Linked DNA regions of Mus musculus: region 1 is linked to region 2. The links are chromatin contacts, found by Hi-C or POLR2A ChIA-PET in ENCODE. All regions are on one chromosome and are shown on one strand. The core of a region is the stretch at or near the end of the contact, and the rest is flanking DNA. Distances in the headings are between cores, read along the strand shown.

Region 1 (4,589 bases), core at 63-2,562, 1.8 Mb before region 2:
TGAAAGGTTTCAAACCATGAAGGCTTCCCTACACAAGTCATCGAGGGGGAGCAACAGCAATCAAACACTCAACACTGTTTCACACGTTATTCACCTTCTTTCCCAAATACGCCTCAGCAGTCTCCTTCATTTTAGTGAGAACCATGGCAGAAATTTCTTCTGGGGCAAATGTCTTGGTTTGCCCACCTCCAATATCAACTTGAATGTACGGTTTAGTTTTCTTTTCAACCACCTATGGCATAAAGTAATTTAAAGGTAATTTTTCCGAAGAGGAAACAATGACACCACAAACGATTTAAAAAAAAAAATCCATTTCCTCCCTCCCATAGCTTGATTCATCTCTGTCCCTTAGGGGGAAATCACAACTAAAACTGAGCACAGCTGTATTGTAGATAGATCGACAGTTTTAGTCTGTTTCAACTTCTAGACATTGTTAACAGTGTGTCATGTTTTATAACACACTAAAAACGACTAGATGTAAAACCGTTACATAAATTCCGAACACATTCTTTTAAGTCCTTTGAACAGTGTTTTTGGCCAAGTGGCAACCCCTAAATACTCCTATCACCCCAGCCGCCCCATTAGCATGAGAAAAAAAAAACGGGTCCGACCTTGAATGGCAAGAACTTGATGTCCTGCTGCACCGAAGGGTCATTCCAAGTGCGTCCGATGAGGCGCTTGGCATCGAAGACCGTGTTCTCGGGGTTGGACGTGAGTTGGTTCTTGGCCGCATCGCCAATCAGACGCTCCCCTTCAGGAGTGAAGGCCACATACGACGGCGTGATGCGGTTGCCCTGATCGTTGGCTATGATCTCCACGCGGCCGTTCTTGAACACACCGACGCTGACGGGGAAACCCCACAGAAAAGGAATCAGCACCTCACTTTCTCACGCTGGCCCCGGAGGCCACGCCCCACTCCTCCCCACCCCCTCCTCCTTCGACGGATACCACTTACCAGGAATAGGTGGTCCCCAAGTCGATGCCGACCACCGTGCCCACATCCTCCTTCTTGTCCTCCTCCTCGGCCCGCACCGCGCCCAGCAGCAGCAACGCCGCCGCCACCACAGTGAACTTCATCATGCCGGCGCTGAGGACCAGTCGCTCAGCAGTCAGGCAGGAGTCTTAGGAGTCCAGCAACAGGCTGTGGCCCCGAAACGCGACGACGGTTCTGGTCTGAGGGCGACAGGGGCCTCGGGGTCAGGAGGAGACACGAAGCAGACTCGGAGCAGGCCTAGCAGCAGGCCGCGGCGCTTACCTCACACACACGCAGAAGCCCAAGTGTCCAGGTCAGTGTTGTCTCGGCCAGTATCGAGCGCGCCGTCGCCGACTCGCCTTATATACCCTCCCCACAGCCCCGTCGTGGAGGCCTCCGATTGGTGAAGTCGCTACTCGTTGGAGGCCGCTGATTGGTCCATGCCACCAAGCTGGCTGCTGCCGATTCGAAGCGGCCTCCTCCGCAACTCACGTCATTGCTACGCCCCCCGGGCTGACTCATTGGCTACTGGTCATTCTTAACGGCCACCAATGAGAGGCAGCATCCGCCCTGAGCGCTGGTCCTATTGGTTCAGCAGCTGCCTGTCCTTCGGGTGACCTCTCACCCCGAGACCGTTTCCGCCGGTAACCGTTCAGGTCCTCCCCTCACGCCAGGCCCCCGGGGACTGGAGTGGGGTCTGCGTGTCAGTTCCCTCGGGGTCTCCTTTTCTGTCTCTCACTCTGAAGAAGTACGCGGCCTTTCTCCTCCTCGATTCCCCGCGTCCTGAGCTGCCCGGCCTCAGCTGTGATCGCCCTCCCCAGCCTCCACACGTTCTCGGATGTCCCAGAGTCCAGGCCCTGTTACTCGCCCGGCCTGCACGTCTCGAGCTGGGGCCTGATCTGGATTCTGCCTCGCTGAGAATCCTGGTGCTTCTCAGCTAACCGTGTTTCTCCTTCACCCCAAGGCTAGCCGTATGTGTCTTTCCAGGCCTTTCGAATCTTCCCTTTGCCGGGGTTAAGTCCCAGGATTGGCCTGGCCAATTGTAACCTATTCCCTTTCTCCGCCGCGGAGATTCAGTACTATGGTCAAACGAGCACTTTCCACCATGAGATGTATCTTTTCTTCTCTCTCTCTCTCTCTCTCTCTCTCTCTCTCTCTCTCGTAGCGCCTTATTGTTCGCTAACCTGTTCTAGCATAGCATTTCCATTTATGACACTGGTTATTATTTATAAGTCCTTCCTCTTTCCCTCTTCCTTCTTGACACCACCCTATTCGACTCTTGGAATAGGGCTGATAATGCTAAAGACGTTTAGCAGACAAAAAAGTCTTGCTGATGCTTTACTCTTTTATAATAGTATGTTGGGGGACAAACAAAACAAGTTACTACTTGAGCTTATTATGTACTTCATTGTTTTGTTTTATGTATTTTGAGAGGCATTGTACACAGGCCCAAGCTGGTCTATAACTACTGATCCTCCTATGTGTTTTCCATGTGTCATTTATTCATATTCAAGTCTTGGTACATTTTTCCCATTTTCCAGAAGAGACCATTGAGACCAAGAGCGATTAAATAGCTAGAATGGTCGATTGATAAGTGCTGAGAATATAGTTAATAACCCGGTTGATTTTACTCCATAATTTATACTATTGATTCCCACCACCACCACCCTTTTTTGTTGTTTAAAGACAAATTTCATGCACCCCCAGTCTTCAAACTGTGTAGCAAATGACTTTGAACTTCTGTTTCTTCTATCTATACCTCCCAAGTGCTGAGAACTTCAGGCATAGGCATGTACTACCATGGGACTTGCATCTATGCATGCTACACAACTGACATCTGTCTCCAGGCCTGGAGCTCAACATGTCCACCAGGCTGGCCTTGAACTCTCAGGTCCACCATCTCTGCACCCCAAGTCCTTATAGACATGCTTATGAAGGCTACTTGGGCCATTTATTACAGGCAGGAAATGACTCCAGTATTCCTATTAAATGTATTCTGAGCTTCATAAGTACACTGTGCAAATACTACTAAAACATCACACGCACAGTCACTAAAATGTTGAGCCTATGAATCAGTGTTCAGGAATTTTTTTCCTTTCTCATTCCTCAAAGATTAGTGACTCAGTCAACTCCATCCTTGCTATAGAAGTTGCATCACACAGCTCTTTCAGTCAGGCTTGTAATACTGTCATAACATTGATCTTCCTTTGGGTTGCATCAGACTAGTATTAAGATAGAATCACTAAGCCCAATCTACTGGTGCACACCTTTAGTCTCAGCACGTAGGAGGCAGAAGCAGGGGATCTCTCTGAGTTAGAGGCCAGCCTGGTTAGTACAAAGACAGCCAAGGCTACATGTTGAGACCCTACCTCAAAGGGGGGAAAAATGGAAATCACTACTTGACCACATTACAACTTCATGTCATTTCAAGCTTGTCTGTATATATATTACAGCAGTCAGTTTACACTAAAATCAAATTTCAGTTTCATCCTGTCTCTCTTTTTTTTTAAAAAAGATTTATTTATTTATTTTATGTAAGTACACTGTAGGCTGTCTTCAGACACCCCAGAAGAGGGCATCAGATCTCATTACAGATGGTTGTGAGCCACCATGTGGTTGCTGGGATTTGAACTCAGGACCTTTGGAAGAGCAATCAGTGCTCATAACTACTAAACCATCTCTCCAGCCCTCATTCTGTCTCTTGATTAATGGAGGAAATGCTTACAACTAATTTTTCTAACATTTAGAAACTTGATGCCTAAGCCCAACCTAGTGTCACAGGCCTGTAGCCCCAGTATTCAAGAGTCTGAGGCAAGAGGATCACAAATTCTATGTGTAACTGAACTACAGAGTGAATTCAAGGTCAGCCTGGGAAATTTAGTGAAAACCTTGTTCAAAAGTAAAATACAGCTCTATTCTCAATCTCTAGTCTATGTCTGTCTCTGGCTCTCTCTTACACACACACACAGAGTATCTTACTAACTTAAGTTTGGGTTAGGTTCAGATGGGCTCTTGTAGACCAGGCTTACCTCTAGTACTCCACGTAGTTAAGGCTAGCCCTGAACTTTTTAATCTTCCTGCCGCACCCCCAAAATGCTAGGTTTGGAAGTATGTCACCAAGTTAGACTATCTGATCAACTTCTAGAGAGTTAAGTGTTTCAGTGGCTATAGTATCATTTTCTTTCTTCTTTTTTTGAGACTGGATATTGCTAGGTATGCATACTACATATTCCTTACTGGCCTGGAACTTTCTATATAGATGTAGCTGGTCTTGAACTCACAAAGAACCCCCTGCCTTTACCTTCCCAGCTGCTGAGATTAAATTCATGAGCCACCATATCTATCTCCTTTAAAATTCAAACCAAATTGAGCTAGAAAGATGTTCAGTGGTTCAATGGCTGTTCTTTCAGAGGACCCAGGTTTGATTCTAAGCACCCACATGGCATCTCAGAACCATCGGTAACTCCAGTTCCAGGGGATCCAATACCACCTTCTGGCTTCTGCAGGCACACATGTGATGCACAGATACACATGCAAGCAAATACTCATACACAAAATATTATTTTTAAAAATATATATATACACACACAATTTAATATTGAATTGACTATATATT
Region 2 (4,762 bases), core at 199-2,698:
TGTGATCTCATTCCACCCCTAGGTCCCAAGAAAGGGGTCGACACAGCTGAGTAGCACACTGCAGCGGAAACCCAGGGAGTGGGGCCGACTCACTGTTCTTCTGCTTCTTCCTGTCTCTCGGTGGCTCCTTGAGGGCTTTGATGATCAGGGCTGAGGCAGAAGGCACCACCTCGATCTGCAAAGAGACTTGATGTGAACACAGCCCAGAAAACCAACCACCACCAGACACGCTAAAGGGCCCCGAAAAAACAGCTCGGCTAGCTAAGGTGCTTCCTGCTGGCCTCACCTCCAGAGTTGAATCCCTAGCATGGCGGACTCCTGCACCCTGGCACCTACTACTGACTTACAGTGAACCCTGTCGTATAGCCCTCCCACAAGGATAAAATCCGATTCACCGGGACAGGGAAATCTTTGCCAAGACCCATGATTCCTGAGGGCTGCTATCTCAACCCTTCCCTCAACCCCCCACAGCAAGCAATGTAAATACCTGGGCCTGTCTGTTCTGGATGGTCAGTTTCACTGTAATTCTGAGACCCTTCCAGTCACCGGTAGCCTTGGCAATGTCATCGCCAACTTTCTTCGGAGACTGTAGAAATAATAGCATTCGTTACCATGTGCCCAAAGTTGAAGCCAGGACCTTCAAGCTCACCGCCAGCCCTCCTCACCGTCCCACAGGAGCCTGCCCACAATGGCTCCACATCCTTCTTCACTAAGACAACTCTGCAGTAAGGGCTAACAAAGCAAAACACTTTCTGCTGCAATGGGGAACCCTCGGAGCTTTAAACACTAGGTTCCCGTGCGTTACCCACGGAGGCTAGTGGATTTAAGCAAGTCCAATGGCTGCCTCAACCGGGCTGTGGCACGAGCCTCCGTGCACGTGTTATCTCAGTTTTCCTTTGCGTCCCAAGTCCCAGCACCCACATCCCGGCCTGCACCAGGGACATGGTGGCCTCTTCTGCCCTCCACGGGGACAGAACACATCTACAGGCCAAACAGCATGCACGTTAGAGGTCTACGGCTCGGGAGCGACGACTTACCAGACCCAGAGGACCGATCTTCGGGGCCAAGGCGGATGTGGCGCCGACCTCGCCTCCGGTGCACCTCAGGTACACTGAAGAAAAAGCAAAATCAGAACCTCTGCGGCGCAGGCCGCCCTGCGCGCTGCCGTCGGGCTTCAGATGTCCCGGGCCAGGCCTTACCCTAAGGCGCACGGGCCGCCAGAGCGTCGGGCTCCCTCCCCTCTTACACACGTGGCAGCCAAGGCCCAAGGGAGACCCGCCAGGCCCCGGGACAGCACCCGGGCGCGGCGAGGGCACGCACCGACTTTGACCTCGTTGGGGTCGAACTTGGGCGGCATGGTGGAGGCGGCTGGTGTCGGATGAACCCGGATTCGGGACGACCGAAGAAAGTTGCACCGTTGCCTCCTCCGAGCCGAAAGCCGAAAAGACGGATCCTGCTCCGCCCACGCCGGATATAGGCGGAAAAGCTCAGCTCTCGCGAGAACCGCTGGCCCCACCCAGTCTCTGGGCGACACCCTGGTCGCCCTGTTTCTTATGGGCAGGCGTCTGCGGCAGAGGACTGCAGAGCTTGGTCTGTGGGTGAGCTCGGGATTCGGAAGGGGTAAATGTTCGGAGCACCTTGCCTGGGCAACAGAGTAGGGCTGCACCAGAGGTCCTGGTTCCTGGTCCACGTTCCCTTCTCTTGACGGTGACTCTGGAGCCCCTGGGACCCAGCCCAGGGCCCCGCCCCTCCCCTAAGGGATCTGCACCTGACTTGAGCGACCCTAGTACCAGTGCCACCCTAGTACCCTCCTAACCTGTTTGCGGTATGTGCATGTTAGTTACAGAAACAAACTATTCGAGTCTAATCACGAGTCTTTAATTCTGCAATTCCTTGGTTTCTAGAATCTCGAGACTTTGTCATCCTGAGTTGCGTGTCTTTCTGAAATTTAAAGTTTCGGTGCTCACTTCTATGTTTGAAGGAGACCGGACACCAGCTCAGCTTTTGGGGGCCAATGGTTTGTATCTGTGGCCAAGTCTTCGGAGTGACTGGCCTACCTTGAGGTCCACCCAAGAATCGGAACATCGGTGGAGGACCTCCCCATCCACAGAGCCAGGTTAGCCGCTGGCCAGCCCTGCCAGGGAAGGATGGGTGTGGTTCTTCCCAGCCAAGCTGGACCATCAGGAAAGTTCAAACCAGAACTGAACGAGCCCTGCTGAGAACGGTGAGGGAGGGGGAATTGGCAGAGATAGTCATTGAAGAAGGTATTTGGAAATGTAGATCTGGAGGATGGGGGCGAGGGAGGCTAGTCATTAGTGAGCCATCTGTAAGGGATTTAAGTCGTGGCCATCAGATAGGGATGGAGGGAGCTGTCTCTCAGGAGTGCTGCAATTGAGTGCGGAGAGTCCTGAGCAGGCCCTGCAGGCCCAGCAACCTCCTCTGACAGCCCACGCCCACAAATGGAGACCTGAAATCCCTCAGGACCACATGTGTCCTCTACTGCAAGGCTCCTCCAGCCCTCTTCTCCTTAGCAACTGTAATAGTACCTGAGTGCATTTGTCATGTGTGTGGTACCCTGTGGCAGAGTCTATGGCATAGACCTGACATACATGAAGTCACTGACCCCACAGAGGCCAGCATTGGCAACATTGCTCCATATTACAAATGAGGAAACCGGCTCCGACCAGTGACACAAAGTGACACAGCTAATGTCTTAGGTGTCAGAGCCCATGCCGTGAGTTACACACTTCCTCCAAATGATTATGTCCTTCCTATTGCTGGCCCTTAGACAGCACTGGAAGTTGCAGCCAGCTATGGGCAGCCAGCTACTGAATTCAGGACACAATGATTAACTTGGCTAAACTGGGAGGTCCAAGGAGCCGTGCAAGCGGCACAGGATCAGGACTTGAAAGGCAAGTGTCCCAGCCTGGTGTTTCTACAACCCAGGTCATATCACCAGATGAATGACCTTACTCAGCATCGGATTCTCCACGGGGCTGTAAGGAGAACCAAATGAGCAGTAGCTGGAAGCCTGCTAAGGTGCCTGAAGATTGCATTTTGATTTTTGCTTAACTCATAGATCTCTCTAGTATTGATATAGTTGAGTTCCCCCAAGTCACGGCTACCTCCAGTTTGGTCTTGATGGTTCCATCCTGACAATTTCCAGAGCTGGAAGTGACTCATCAGCTGAGTCTGTCCAGAGTCTTCAGAGAACATCCTTGGAAGGCACCTGGGGGAATCTTCCCTTGGTGGGGGAAACGCTTAGCACTGGGAGGGTGATGCCGGCGCCGCAGAGGGGCAGTGGCAAAGTAGGTCGAGCCCAGAGTACTTGGCGTGTTCTGTTCTTTCTACTCTAGGCTTTGCTTTGTCAGTAAAACAAAGTGTTGGGCTCTGTCGTGTGGGCTCAGGGCCCAGCTGGATGAGGTAGACAGCCCGGCCCACATGGAACGCACAGTCTTGCAGACAGCTGCTGCACTGCTGAGCTGCCTGTCTGCAGGTCGGACGCAGTGCAAGTTCCCAGGCGCTGATCTCTCTGCCGTCCTCTAGGGTCCAGAAGAGCTCACACCGGAGGATGCCCCTCTTCTTTCGGAAGCGGAAACCCAGTGAGGAGGCTCGAAAACGCCTGGAGTACCAGATGTGTCTGGTAAGGCTCAGCGTATTCTCTCGGGCTCCTCGGCTCCCCTTTTGCACCCTGGGTAACTCTGCCTTCCCAGCCCTGGGAGTGCCCTTCCTCGCAGGATGCGTGTGTGGCACTACCTGATGGTTTCTTTCCCTGCTGGACCTCAGTCACTGTGGCTGTGGCCCCTTCCAGCTCCTTACATCTATGGGCTTTTCCCTTATTTTCTCCATTCTACAAGGATGTTTTACCTGAATACTTTTTTTTTTCTTTTAAAGCCTTGAGAACTAGGTGTGGTGGCTTATACCTGTGATCTTGGCCTCTGGGAGGCTGAGGCAAGAAGACTGCCCCAGGTTCAGTGCTATAGAGGGCTACACTGTGAGTCCAGGTTAGCCTGAGCTATAGAGATCCTGTCTGCAGAAATAGCCTCAGTTGCACCAGGAAATAAAATGTTGCATGTGCTCAGACAGCCCCTAACCCAGTCACTGAGGGCAGGGTGAGAAAGCAAGAACTCAGGAAGGGAATGCAGAGAGCCAACCAAAACAAAACAAAAAGGCTGAAAAACCATAACCAGTTACCACTAACCTTTATTTTTTTTTAAAGATTTATTTATTTATTTTATGTATGTGAGCACACTGTAGCTGTACAGATGGTTGTGAGCCTTCATGTCGTTGTTGGGGATTGAATTTAGGACCTCTGCTCCCTCCAGTCAGCCCCGCTTGCTCAGTCCCTTCTCACTCAGCCCCAAAGATTTATTTATTATTATACATAAGTACACTGTAGCTGTCTTCAGACGCACCAGAAGAGGGCGTCAGATCTCATTACGGGTGGTTGTGAGCCACCATGTGGTTGTGGGATTTGAACTCAGGACCTTTTGGAAGAGCAGTCAGTACTCTTAACCTCTGAGCCATCTTGCCAGCCCCACCACTAATCTTAAGAAGCAAAACACAGTGAATGCTCACAGGATGAGCAGAATTTTGTAAACACACAGAAGGAGTGGAAGACTTTTGGGGGGACAGGAGGTGGGGCTGGATTTATCTCAGGTGTAGCCCTGGCTGTCCTAGAACTTGCTCTGTAGACCAGGCTGCCTTCAACCTCAGATCCGCCTGCCTCTGCTTCCTGAGAGCTGGGATTAAAGGTGTGCGC

The links. Hi-C counts contacts between places; a loop is a spot of excess contacts on that map. ChIA-PET counts read pairs that join two places held with the same protein, here RNA polymerase II (POLR2A).
Region 1: a loop to region 2 is called in a map of T-helper 17 cell, with 4 times the contacts of the local background. The contact joins the promoter of Hspa5 here to the promoter of Rpl12 in region 2. A Hi-C loop is called at or near these places in 1 of 37 maps with a recorded cell type or tissue (T-helper 17 cell). POLR2A ChIA-PET finds 5 or more read pairs at or near these places in 1 of 5 experiments (embryonic stem cell).

Annotation. Positions count from the first base shown.
Region 1 is chr2:34,768,813-34,773,401 of GRCm38, reverse strand. Hspa5 (heat shock protein 5) reads right to left here and starts at 1,312. Exons shown (of 9, transcript NM_001163434.1): 1 at 1,256-1,312; 2 at 956-1,173; 3 at 612-843; 4 at 95-232. The coding sequence starts at 1,080.
Region 2 is chr2:32,958,398-32,963,159 of GRCm38, reverse strand. It overlaps Rpl12 (ribosomal protein L12), which reads right to left and starts at 1,448. Exons shown (of 7, transcript NM_009076.3): 1 at 1,321-1,448; 2 at 1,038-1,111; 3 at 488-586; 4 at 94-175. The coding sequence starts at 1,357. It overlaps Lrsam1 (leucine rich repeat and sterile alpha motif containing 1), which reads left to right and starts at 1,519. Exons shown (of 26, transcript NM_199302.3): 1 at 1,519-1,598; 2 at 1,905-2,116; 3 at 3,547-3,643. The coding sequence starts at 3,572.